4 separate regions of the Homo sapiens genome follow, and regions 2, 3 and 4 are each linked to region 1. A link is a contact called in ENCODE Hi-C or POLR2A ChIA-PET data. All regions are on one chromosome and are shown on one strand. The core of a region is the stretch at or near the end of the contact, and the rest is flanking DNA. Distances in the headings are between cores, read along the strand shown.

What was found. Hi-C counts contacts between places; a loop is a spot of excess contacts on that map. ChIA-PET counts read pairs that join two places held with the same protein, here RNA polymerase II (POLR2A). Pooled maps may share reads with other maps.
Region 2: a pooled map shows a loop between it and region 1 (10-fold over the local background). The contact joins the promoter of TOGARAM1 here to the promoter of RPL36AL in region 1. A Hi-C loop is called at or near these places in 10 of 50 pooled maps.
Region 3: a pooled map shows a loop between it and region 1 (7-fold over the local background). The contact joins the promoter of DDHD1-DT here to the promoter of RPL36AL in region 1. A Hi-C loop is called at or near these places in 1 of 168 maps with a recorded cell type or tissue (ascending aorta) and 9 of 50 pooled maps. POLR2A ChIA-PET finds 5 or more read pairs at or near these places in 1 of 52 experiments (OCI-LY7).
Region 4: a pooled map shows a loop between it and region 1 (8-fold over the local background). The contact joins the promoter of PRPF39 here to the promoter of RPL36AL in region 1. A Hi-C loop is called at or near these places in 6 of 50 pooled maps.

What each region holds. Positions count from the first base shown.
Region 1 is chr14:49,619,346-49,622,045 of GRCh38, forward strand. RPL36AL (ribosomal protein L36a like) reads right to left here and starts at 1,281. Exons shown (of 2, transcript NM_001001.5): 1 at 1,217-1,281. It overlaps MGAT2 (alpha-1,6-mannosyl-glycoprotein 2-beta-N-acetylglucosaminyltransferase), which reads left to right and starts at 1,454. Exons shown (of 1, transcript NM_002408.4): 1 at 1,454-2,700. The coding sequence starts at 1,924. RefSeq lists enhancers at 1,056-1,165, 1,554-2,104 and silencers at 1,326-1,535, 1,836-1,945.
Region 2 is chr14:44,960,940-44,963,639 of GRCh38, forward strand. It overlaps TOGARAM1 (TOG array regulator of axonemal microtubules 1), which reads left to right and starts at 1,251. Exons shown (of 20, transcript NM_001308120.2): 1 at 1,251-2,700. The coding sequence starts at 1,483. It overlaps KLHL28 (kelch like family member 28), which reads right to left and starts at 1,008. Exons shown (of 5, transcript NM_017658.5): 1 at 907-1,008. RefSeq lists enhancers at 75-164, 679-1,193, 735-1,544, 1,194-1,708.
Region 3 is chr14:53,152,064-53,154,763 of GRCh38, forward strand. It overlaps DDHD1-DT (DDHD1 divergent transcript), which reads left to right and starts at 1,291. Exons shown (of 3, transcript NR_110062.1): 1 at 1,291-1,668. It overlaps DDHD1 (DDHD domain containing 1), which reads right to left and starts at 1,260. Exons shown (of 13, transcript NM_001160148.2): 1 at 198-1,260. The coding sequence starts at 1,035. RefSeq lists enhancers at 16-65, 86-285 and a silencer at 1,106-1,435.
Region 4 is chr14:45,082,828-45,085,527 of GRCh38, forward strand. PRPF39 (pre-mRNA processing factor 39) reads left to right here and starts at 1,289. Exons shown (of 14, transcript NM_017922.4): 1 at 1,289-1,422. PRPF39-DT (PRPF39 divergent transcript) reads right to left here and starts at 1,199. Exons shown (of 2, transcript NR_184211.1): 1 at 645-1,199; 2 at 221-560. RefSeq lists a silencer at 994-1,283.

The DNA of each region.
Region 1 (2,700 bases), core at 31-2,530:
GACCTAAAGAACTGAGGCAAGGCCGAGCACGGTGGCTCATGCTTGTAATCCCAGCACTTTGGGAGGCCGAGAAGGGCGGATCACCTGAGGTCCGGAGTTCGAGACCAGCCTGACCAACATGGAGAAACCCCGTCTCTACTAAAAATACAAAATTAGCCTGGCGTGGTGGTGGTGCATACCTGTAAGGAGAATCGCTTGGGCGGGGTGGGGAGGGGCGGAGGTTGCCGTGAGCCGAGATCGCACCATTGCACTCCAGCCTGGGCAACAACAGCGGAATTACGTCTCAAAAAAAAAAAAGAACTGAGGCACAATTCATATAAGTAGAATGTTTATTTGGGGCAAGTTTGAGGATTGCAACCCAGAGCACAGATTCAAAATGCCCTGAGTAGCAGCAGTTGCAAGTGGGTTTTTAGAGGAAAAAATGGCAGTTCCTAAATTGTCTACCAAGAATTTACATTAAAATAACACAAGCGATTGATTGGCTATACATCATTCTTTTCATGACAAATTCCAGGAACGCGGACATAATGGGTGAAGCAGCTAGTCAGGAATAAAATGCCAGGCATTAAGTGGGGAGGTGTCTGAAGTCCCATACTGCTGTCTCTCTGGGCCCGGCAAATTTTGCACATCTCAAATAATTAACAATGCTCCGAGCCATTCTTCTTTTCTCATATAGAACAAGACTCACGAAAACCGACAGCAGCAGCTTTAGGAGGCCCAATACAGTCCGTTTTCCGTACGAAATGAGTTTAATTTATTGTGACTGCTCCAAAAGAAAAGTGCGGTTCATCTAATTTTCTTCCGAAAAGGAAGTTAAGGACCAGAGTTTCTTTGACCCCCTTCCCCCCACCCACCTCCTCCATTTTCCAGCTCTAGAGAATGGCTGGGGCAGCGCGCGACGTTGTAGCTACGGTTACGACCCGCCCCGTTCCTTCTACGAGAACCACATCAGCGTAGTATCACTTTTCCCCTCCGAAGCACAGTCACCCGTCAGCAGCCTCGAGGGCTGACGTGTCCTTATCAAGCCGGCGCGCCCCGCGATTCTATAGCCGCCATGCCTGAGACCTTTTTCCTGAAGGGAGAAGCCTGCTCTCGAACTAAGGCCGGCGAGGGCCATAGGTCTCGCCTTCCCTTTCCTAAGAAGGCCTAGTCCTACCCAGGATTCTGAGCAAGGGAGGCTCCTATTGGAGCCGCTACAGCCTCGTTCTTAGCTTACCGAGAAACAGCGCCCGACACCTGGCCCTTCGCAGCTCTCGCCTTTCGCAGCTCTCGCCTAACAGGAAAGGGAAGAAACAGGCGGAAGTGGGAACTGCACCTGAGCGACAGTACTGCAAACCAATAGGCAGCCGGCCACGGCGGTCAGGCGCCTTCGGTCGCGTCTGGAAAGCACCAACCAACGGTCTAAGGGGCGGGCCGGAGGGGTGTGGGCCGGAGGGCCGCGGTGTGCCGCGGGGCAGTTGCGGGTTGTCATAACGGTCCCCGCCGGAGTGAGGCGAGGCCGCGTCGCTCAGTTCTGGCCGTCTAGGGCCCCTGTAAGGATGAGAGCGCAGAGGACGCAGGGCCGCTGGAGGCGCAGGTAACGAAGCTAGGGTGCGGTTGGGACCGCGGCTGAGCTTTTTCCGGGACCCGTGGTGCTGAATGGAGAGGACGGAGACGAAGCCGAGCCGCGGCTCCTAGCGGCGGCGCCGATGCTCGAGCTGTAGCTGCCAGGCGAGGATGTGTGGAGCGCAGGCGGCGCGGGGTAAATGAGAGGTCTCGGGCCCCAGGACCCCCGGGGCCCGGGATGAGTTAGCGAGGGCAGCCGCGGGGGCCAGTTCCGACCGTGACAGGCCAAGGCGACGGCCGCCGCCCGCCCGCCCCTTCCGTGCAGAAGCAGCTGCTCCTTTCCGCGCCCGCCCGCCTGCGCTCCCGGCCCTGGAGACCATGAGGTTCCGCATCTACAAACGGAAGGTGCTAATCCTGACGCTCGTGGTGGCCGCCTGCGGCTTCGTCCTCTGGAGCAGCAATGGGCGACAAAGGAAGAACGAGGCCCTCGCCCCACCGTTGCTGGACGCCGAACCCGCGCGGGGTGCCGGCGGCCGCGGTGGGGACCACCCCTCTGTGGCTGTGGGCATCCGCAGGGTCTCCAACGTGTCGGCGGCTTCCCTGGTCCCGGCGGTCCCCCAGCCCGAGGCGGACAACCTGACGCTGCGGTACCGGTCCCTGGTGTACCAGCTGAACTTTGATCAGACCCTGAGGAATGTAGATAAGGCTGGCACCTGGGCCCCCCGGGAGCTGGTGCTGGTGGTCCAGGTGCATAACCGGCCCGAATACCTCAGACTGCTGCTGGACTCACTTCGAAAAGCCCAGGGAATTGACAACGTCCTCGTCATCTTTAGCCATGACTTCTGGTCGACCGAGATCAATCAGCTGATCGCCGGGGTGAATTTCTGTCCGGTTCTGCAGGTGTTCTTTCCTTTCAGCATTCAGTTGTACCCTAACGAGTTTCCAGGTAGTGACCCTAGAGATTGTCCCAGAGACCTGCCGAAGAATGCCGCTTTGAAATTGGGGTGCATCAATGCTGAGTATCCCGACTCCTTCGGCCATTATAGAGAGGCCAAATTCTCCCAGACCAAACATCACTGGTGGTGGAAGCTGCATTTTGTGTGGGAAAGAGTGAAAATTCTTCGAGATTATGCTGGCCTTATACTTTTCCTAGAA
Region 2 (2,700 bases), core at 1-2,500, 4.7 Mb before region 1:
TTCAAATGATAACTTAGACTTTTCGCACGAGTCATTCAAAAGTAATAGTATTATTCCTTCAAAAAAAAAAAATATCTCTTCCACACTCCAAAGCATTCAGGCTCACACTAGACACTCCAGCTCTTCCACTGTGTCCGTTTAAGTATCACTTATGAGGAGAAAATGCACACAAAATTCTCAGTTCGCCTAAAATAAATAAATGTCTACTATCATTCCTAAATCCACAAGGCAGAATTCTCTTAGAACCATGATGCCAAGAACTTCCACCGCAAGTGAAATTGTCTTCGCAATCTCTGTCTCTAGGAGACTGAAAGGCTGCAGAGACGCTTGAGGATCCTGCAGGGAGGCTAGGGCGGCAGACGGAGGGGGCGGAGGTTAGGGGAGAGTCCCACAGAGGAACTGCATTAGAAGGAAAGATTTTGATAACGTCTAAGGGAGAGGCGGTTAGCTACAGGGGGAAAAAAACAGACCTATTTCCATATTATGTACGTTGTAAAGAAAACGCAAAGTGATGAGGGTAAGGAAACGTTGCCAAAAACAAACAAACAAAAACAAAAAAAAATTAACCCTCTGCGGCCGGAGGGTTAAGAGAAGTCGACAAAAGGAGAAGGGGGAGGCGAATAAAGGCCCCAAAGACCAGGAATTGAAAAAAAATACCCGATTTGTGAGCTTGGCCGTGGTCCAGATCTTCTGTCCTGATAAGCAGATGGCAAGAGGAAAGGATCGCAGTTACTCAGGGTGGTAGAGAGTAACGCGTTTACAAGGGTGACGAGCCCTGCACAAGAAGATGTCGCCTCTCTTTCCACCTGCTCCGCTCAGTCCTTTGCCTCTTACTCTAGCACCAGTGGCATTCGGGCAAAACACTGCCAAAGCCTGCACCGCTGGAGGACAGCAAAAGGAAAATACCTGAGTCTCAGTAATCACACGGGCAGCGACAGGAGGAGGAACCGCGGACAACTGGAGCCTGGGCTGGATCCTCACTAGCTCCGGTCAAACCCTAACTCTTACGGGTGGGGCGGGCAACTTCCGCCCAGAGCAAGGAAAGCGTCACATCCGTCAAATGGCTTCACCCCTCCTCCCTTCTCCGCTGTAGCTGCGTTTACAACGTTCTGACTTCCTCTTCCAGGAGACTTTGGCCTAGTCTCAACACCTGACGTGGACTACATAACCCAGCATTCATCACGGCAAGTGGATTTCCGGGTCAAGAGGTCCGCGCTGGGTACATCACCATGGAAGCAATCGGTTTGGTCACGTGGTGCCCTTGGTTACGCCCGGTGGCAGCTGTGGGGTCTAGGGCTCAGACGGGGGCCATTTTGCCAGAGGCTGCCTCCCGGAGTTGGGGGCGGCCTGGCGGCAGGCTGAAGCTGTTCTTTTGCCTCTTCTGCAGCTTGGGGCTTGGAGAGGATCTGGAAGTCTGGGCTCCATCGAGCCCTTTGGAGACGGCAATGGTTTCTTCCAACCACCACCACCTGACAACCCTGCATGGCGGCTGCCCCCTCCGCGCTGCTTCTGCTGCCGCCCTTTCCAGTCCTCTCTACCTATCGGCTCCAGAGCCGCAGTCGTCCTTCCGCCCCAGAGACCGATGATAGTCGAGTTGGGGGCATTATGAGAGGAGAGAAAAACTACTACTTCCGTGGAGCTGCGGGGGACCACGGTTCCTGCCCCACTACAACTTCGCCTCTGGCCTCGGCCCTCTTGATGCCCTCGGAGGCAGTCTCAAGCAGCTGGTCTGAGTCTGGAGGCGGTTTGTCAGGGGGAGATGAAGAGGACACTCGGCTCCTTCAACTCCTCCGCACTGCCCGGGATCCTTCTGAGGCCTTCCAGGCTTTGCAAGCTGCTTTGCCGCGGCGGGGCGGTCGACTTGGCTTCCCCCGACGCAAGGAAGCTTTGTATCGGGCACTGGGCCGAGTGCTTGTGGAAGGAGGTAGTGATGAGAAGCGGCTCTGCTTGCAACTTCTCTCGGACGTTCTCCGGGGTCAGGGGGAGGCAGGCCAGCTTGAAGAGGCCTTTAGCTTAGCACTTTTGCCTCAACTAGTTGTCTCGTTACGGGAAGAGAATCCAGCCCTGCGGAAAGATGCGCTGCAGATCCTTCATATATGTCTGAAACGTAGTCCTGGAGAGGTGCTGAGAACGCTTATACAACAAGGACTGGAAAGTACCGATGCCCGACTTAGAGCTTCCACAGCACTACTGCTTCCCATCTTGCTTACTACTGAGGACTTGTTGCTTGGTCTGGATCTCACCGAGGTGATAATATCCCTAGCCCGAAAGCTTGGTGATCAGGAGACAGAAGAAGAATCTGAGACAGCTTTCTCCGCACTTCAACAAATTGGGGAGCGACTTGGCCAAGACAGGTTTCAATCTTACATTTCTCGTCTGCCCTCTGCCCTGAGGAGACACTACAATCGCCGCCTGGAGTCCCAGTTTGGAAGTCAGGTTCCTTATTATTTGGAACTTGAAGCCTCTGGATTTCCTGAAGATCCCCTTCCCTGTGCAGTGACTCTTTCCAACAGCAATCTTAAATTTGGGATTATTCCTCAGGAGCTGCATTCACGATTATTGGATCAGGAAGACTATAAGAACCGGACCCAGGCCGTCGAAGAACTAAAGCAGGTGCTGGGAAAATTTAACCCTAGTTCTACTCCTCATTCTAGTCTTGTTGGCTTCATTAGTTTGCTATATAATTTGTTAGACGATTCT
Region 3 (2,700 bases), core at 41-2,540, 3.5 Mb after region 1:
CAGGCAGCTTGGGTTTTGCCATCTGCTCGTTTACCCTTCAGCTGCCGACGCTCCCTGCTCAATCTCCATCCTGCCCCAGCCAAACGCCAGGCCTCACGCGCCTCCCTCTTCGCGGCGACCAGTCCCAAACCCACACCGGTGCGCATCGGCCCATGCAGGGGCAGCCCGTCCTGCCCTAACCCCGGCCCGCTACTCACGGTTCCAGTACACCGGGTAGCACTCTCCTTGGGTCACATCCACCTCGTAGAGGCCGCCCCGCACGCACACAGGCTCGATGTTCACAAGCTCCACCATCTCCGGCTCGTGCCCCGTCGTACTCTGGCAGAAGCCGCAGGCGCGGTCCTCATCGTCATCTTCTCCGGAACTGGAGGCTGGGCCCGTGGGGGAGCACACATGGTCGCCGTCCCGGTCCCCGCCCTGGGGCCGGGCACCCGTGGTCTGCAGCAGGGTCCGGAAGGCGAGCTCGATGCGGAGCGAGTCGTAGCCGATGAAGGGCTTCCAGGTCTTCTTGTCCTCCTTGTAGAACCAGCGTACCTCCTCCGGGCCCAGCTCCGTCACTACCTCATAGCGGTGCCGGGCCGCCGGGCCGCCAAGCCGGGTACGTTTCCTTTCCCCGGGGGACCCTCCTGTCGCGCCGCCGCCCCCCGAGTTCGTCGGGACCAGCGGAGGCTGCTGCGGCGGGTGCAGCGACAAGGAGCTGCCGCCGCCGCCGCTCTCACCCTCGCTGTAGTAGCGCAGCGAGGAGCCCGACTCGGCGGAGCTGAAGTCATAGTTCTCGTCACTGAGGCAGGGGTCCAGCGCGAGGTGGTGGTTGTGGTCGTCGGTGCCCGGCGCCAAATGCAGCCCGGGTTCCCCGCGCAGCAGGGCCAGGGGCACGTCGCCGTCGTCCGGGTCCCCGCCGGGCAGGTGCTCGAAGCAGCAGACGCCGCCGCCGAACGCTGGCCTCGCGTCTGAGCCCAGCTCCCAGGCGCCGCCGCCGCCGCCTCGGCCGTTATGCTCGGGGCTCCGTGGGGACCCGCGGCCCGGGTAATTCATGCTGTGGAGACGCCGCCGGCTGTCCGGCGGCGCGCGGAGCCGTGACCCCCAGCGCTTCCGCCACACATTCAACGCCGCCGCCCTCTCCACCCGAAGTTTCTAATCTTTCAAATCCCGACCCGAGCTGCGGCGGCAGCGGCGACCGCTCCGCCCCCACGAGACCCGCAGCCGCCGCAGCTGCGTTCTGCCGCCGGCCCCATTGTCACGCAGCCCGACGTAGGCGGTGCTTCGGCCCCCGCCCCGCCCCCCGGCCGCGTGCGCCGCCCCGGAAGCCCGGGCTGCACCGGCGCCGCGCGCGGGGTTCCCCCCTGCCCCTCTGGCTGGGAGGGCAGGGTGGTGTCAGGTCGCCCGCCGCTCTTGGGCCTCCTCGGCTCCCTTCCTCCTTCCTTGCGGTCTTCATGCACAGCTGCCTCGGTCCCCCGCTTCTGGAATTCACAGCCCAGATGTGGATAGGCTTTACCCCACTCATCCTTACAATGTGGGTCATGAGCCCAGAGCCTTAAGCTACGTGTTAGGAGGGCCCCAGGATGTAGGATTCAGCATTGCTCTTTTTGACCTTAGGCCCTACTGCGGCCTCGCCTGGACGTTTTGTCACCTGGCCCTGGTGCCTCCAGACAGAACCAGGACGCATAGGTGGGTGGATACGAGGGCACTCCACCCCACACCCATCACTCACCTTGGTGTCACCACTCCCACTGGGAAACTGGAATCTAAACCTTGCTTCATATGCCATCTCATATTATTACTTATCTTTTGATGCTTGGATTTCCTGTTTTCTCAACCTCATTGCTAGGCCCTTGATGGAAACCAAGTCCATGTCAGCCTCTCCCACACAGTGGGTGCGCAATCAGTCTTAGTTGATTATAATGATGTCAAGTCCAACCAGCTGTGGTAAAGAGTGTTCGATTGAGAGGTAGAAAACAACCAGGTTCTAGATTTAGCTTTGCTAACCATCCACAGGCAAATCACATAATCTTCCTGATCTTTTTGGTTTCCTCATCTGTAAAATTAAGATTCTTGGACCAGATGATATCTAAAGTTCCTTCTAGCAATGGAATTCTATGAACTTTAAGGTTTCTTCCAGATTTTTATGCATCTCTGATTCTGTAACTCATATTCTGGGATCAAGTTGAATACAGAGGCTCCCTTATGTGGGTCTTTTTTATTTAAAAAAAATTATTTTGTAAGCACATCACCCTATGTTGAGAATCCAGAGAAAAACCATCTCCAACCTCAGTGTTTTCATTTTAAGAATAGACAGTCTTCACTATTTCTTTTACTCTCTGGTGGAATCAGATTGGTAGGGCAATTTTTCTTGCTCCTGAGATGTAACCTGTCAGACATTATTACTCTGTCATTATTTAAATCAAGACTATCTGAAGTTTGTACAGGGCCTTTGTAGGAATTTGAAAAAAGGCATTGCTTCCTGTGGGCAGATACAGAGCGGTGTTGGAGTTGATGGCTTGTCAAGTAGAATACAGGCTGGATTTTCTGCCCCAATTAGTGCCCTTAGCTGGTTAACCTTGTGCAGTGAACAACCTATCCAACTGTATACTGCAGCTCTGACTGAAAGCATCTAAGATCAGGACCCTCTTTACCACTCAAAAAAAATTTCTGAGTGCCTGCTTCCCAGTTGCTCCTCCAGTATTTCTATTGACAATATGC
Region 4 (2,700 bases), core at 39-2,538, 4.5 Mb before region 1:
TTTCGAACGAAAGGTGCTGGTGAGAGGATTTATGATTAACCTGCGTTGTGACAAGAAACGTCGTCTTGTAAATAAGTATTTCCAGAGGAGACAGATTTCAGATGAGGAACTTGGAGCCCAGTAGTAATACTAATGCACCTGGAACAACAGATTACATGGTAAGTGACAGGTGAATGCGGGGGCACCAATGTAACAGAATCTTAAAGGGAGAGAGGCCAGATTTGAAAGAAAATTTTTTTTTATTAAAGTGGAGATGGTGGTACAACTGAAGAGGACTGCTAAGATTGTTAACGCACAGTCCCCCTCAATTTGTCCAGAGGATAACATATCCCTTCAGATACAAAGATTTTTTTTTTTGCTTGGCCAACTTTAGTCAGGTTTCTGAATCTTCTGCTAGGCTCTTCTGTACACTTTCTTTGTAAAATCCAGTTTAAGCAAAGAACTTTGCTAAGTCAGATTAGCAATAAACCCCCATCCTTGATAGCTGATCATCCTCAATATCTGATCAGGTTCTTCAGTCTCCACCATCCCCCAGGTGATGCCTCATTATCTTGGCCTGTCTTCAGCAAAAATCCTATTAGGTGGGTTTAGCCAAAATCCCCCTTACCCTGATGTTTCCTCTTAGTAATTATACATTCACTTACCACCGCTCCTTGGCTATAAATCTCCACTTGCCCATGCTGTATGAGGAGTTGAGCCCAATATCTCTTTCCCTACTGCAAGTCTCCATTGCAGTCAGTGGTCCCTATACCTGTTGCGATGGTCCTGAATAAAGCCCTCTTTTTGTGCTTTAACAAGTGTCACTAAATACTTTTTTCTTTAACAATAGCCCGTTCTCCAAACCCCTAACTCCAGAACTGTTTAGTTTTCAGGAAACCTGAGTGGGCCCAGGGTCTATACCATCGTGAGATTTGTGGGTTTAAGGCTGAATTTCTGCCCGTTTTTAGGTAAATGTTTTAGTGTGAAAGCTTGAACAATTGTAGGGAAAACCTTAGATTTGCCCCCAAAAATGACATTTTGCCGTTTTTGGTGGGGAGGGGTCAGGGCGCTGTGTTTAAGATCAGGCGTGTGAAAGCCCCTAAACGCCCTCCTTTCCTTTGGGAAGTCCCTATGGAGGGAAAGGCAGGTAGGCGCAGCGGTCCCCGCCCTCGCTCGCGGCGGGGCGGGGCGGGGCTGCGGGGGCGGGGCTGGGGCCGCACGGGCAGCGAGGATCCCTGGGAGGGCCAGGCCTGCGCGCTGCGAACCCACGTGACTTTTTCGCCTCCAGGGACACTGACGCATGCGCATCGTGCCCTGGACCAGGCGGCCGTGGCGCGGGTGGCGGCTGCTGTGCTGGCTGTGGGGACGGAGGCGGTGAAGTGCCATCTTCGGCTAGGTCGTCACAGGCTCCGGCTCATGGCATCAAGTGGCATCCATCATAAGGTCTGCTGGGGCGGGCTCCTTGAAATTAGCTGGGGCAGAGGGTGGTACTTGGTACTGAAAGGGGCCTGCCGGGTTTCAGGCCGCGCTCTGGCCGCGGCCTCCCTCTCCCGCCCTGTTTGAGGCCTGGCTCGGATTCAGCGCTCAGCTGTCCATTCCTTTCTCCTTCCCACCTGTTGGGTGGAGCGGTGCAAGGTATTTTTTTCTTAGACCAAACGTTTCACTTGAGGGGTGCGTTAGGTAGGGTGGAGAAGTGTGGGCCTCCTTCGCCTGGATTTAGGAAGATATTTGGGGGTAATTCTAAAGCCCTTGCTTCTCCCGGAGCTGGAACACGGCTGGGGTGGCTGGAAGTGGAAGGAGCACATTTGCAGCCGCCAGAGGATTGGGAAGATAATATACGTTCTATTACTAAGGCATGTGAGCGCCTTGTAGGGCACGTTCTGTCTTCTGACTACATAAGCAACACTTTTGCGACCCTAAGTCACAGCACCCACAGCTTTTGGCAGGATACTTTAAAACAGAAAAAACACATCATTGATCCTGGCAGGATTTTTTAAGGGATTGTGCTTAAGAATGTTTAACTTTGGTAATCAGAGACCACCACTGGTGTTTTTCTCCAAAATCACATCTTTAAGTTAATTAATACTTGAAGTTAATAAATAATACTGCTCAGTGTATTAGTAATGATGCCATAATACCATGTGAATTTATGCTGATTCAAATGTTGTTTTTTTCGTTTGATACTCATATGGCCTTCTGTTTGAGGACTTCAGATTATTTAGCAACTGATTTAATCTGTTCAGAAATAAACTTTGCTACAGCTGGAAAGCGTGAGGCTTGAGAAAGCAAGTTTTGGACAGGGACGTATGAAGCTCATGTTGAAACTTAAGTGTTTTAGGCTGTATGGGAGCTTGAATGGAGTGAAAAGAACAAGCGTCTACTGTCAGGTTTTCCTCCTCCCTCTAGATTTATAACCTCATTCTAGAGTTGCAAAAGTTGGAACTTTCCACTGTTCACTCTCTAGTAGGGATAAAGTGATGGAAAGGAGTTCTGTTAAAGAGGACTAGTACTTAGATTGTGAACTTTGAAGTAGGGGTTGAGCATAGATGGCTCATAGGTGGTATGAGACACTATTTGTGTAAAGTCTCAGAATATTTTTCCTTGCTTATAATTGAATAAGAAAGAAGATGTTTAAAAGTCAAATGATAAAAATTGTATGTGCTGTTTTCTGTGGTATGTTTTAACAAATCTACATGGAAGATAGGACTTCAAAAAAAATTA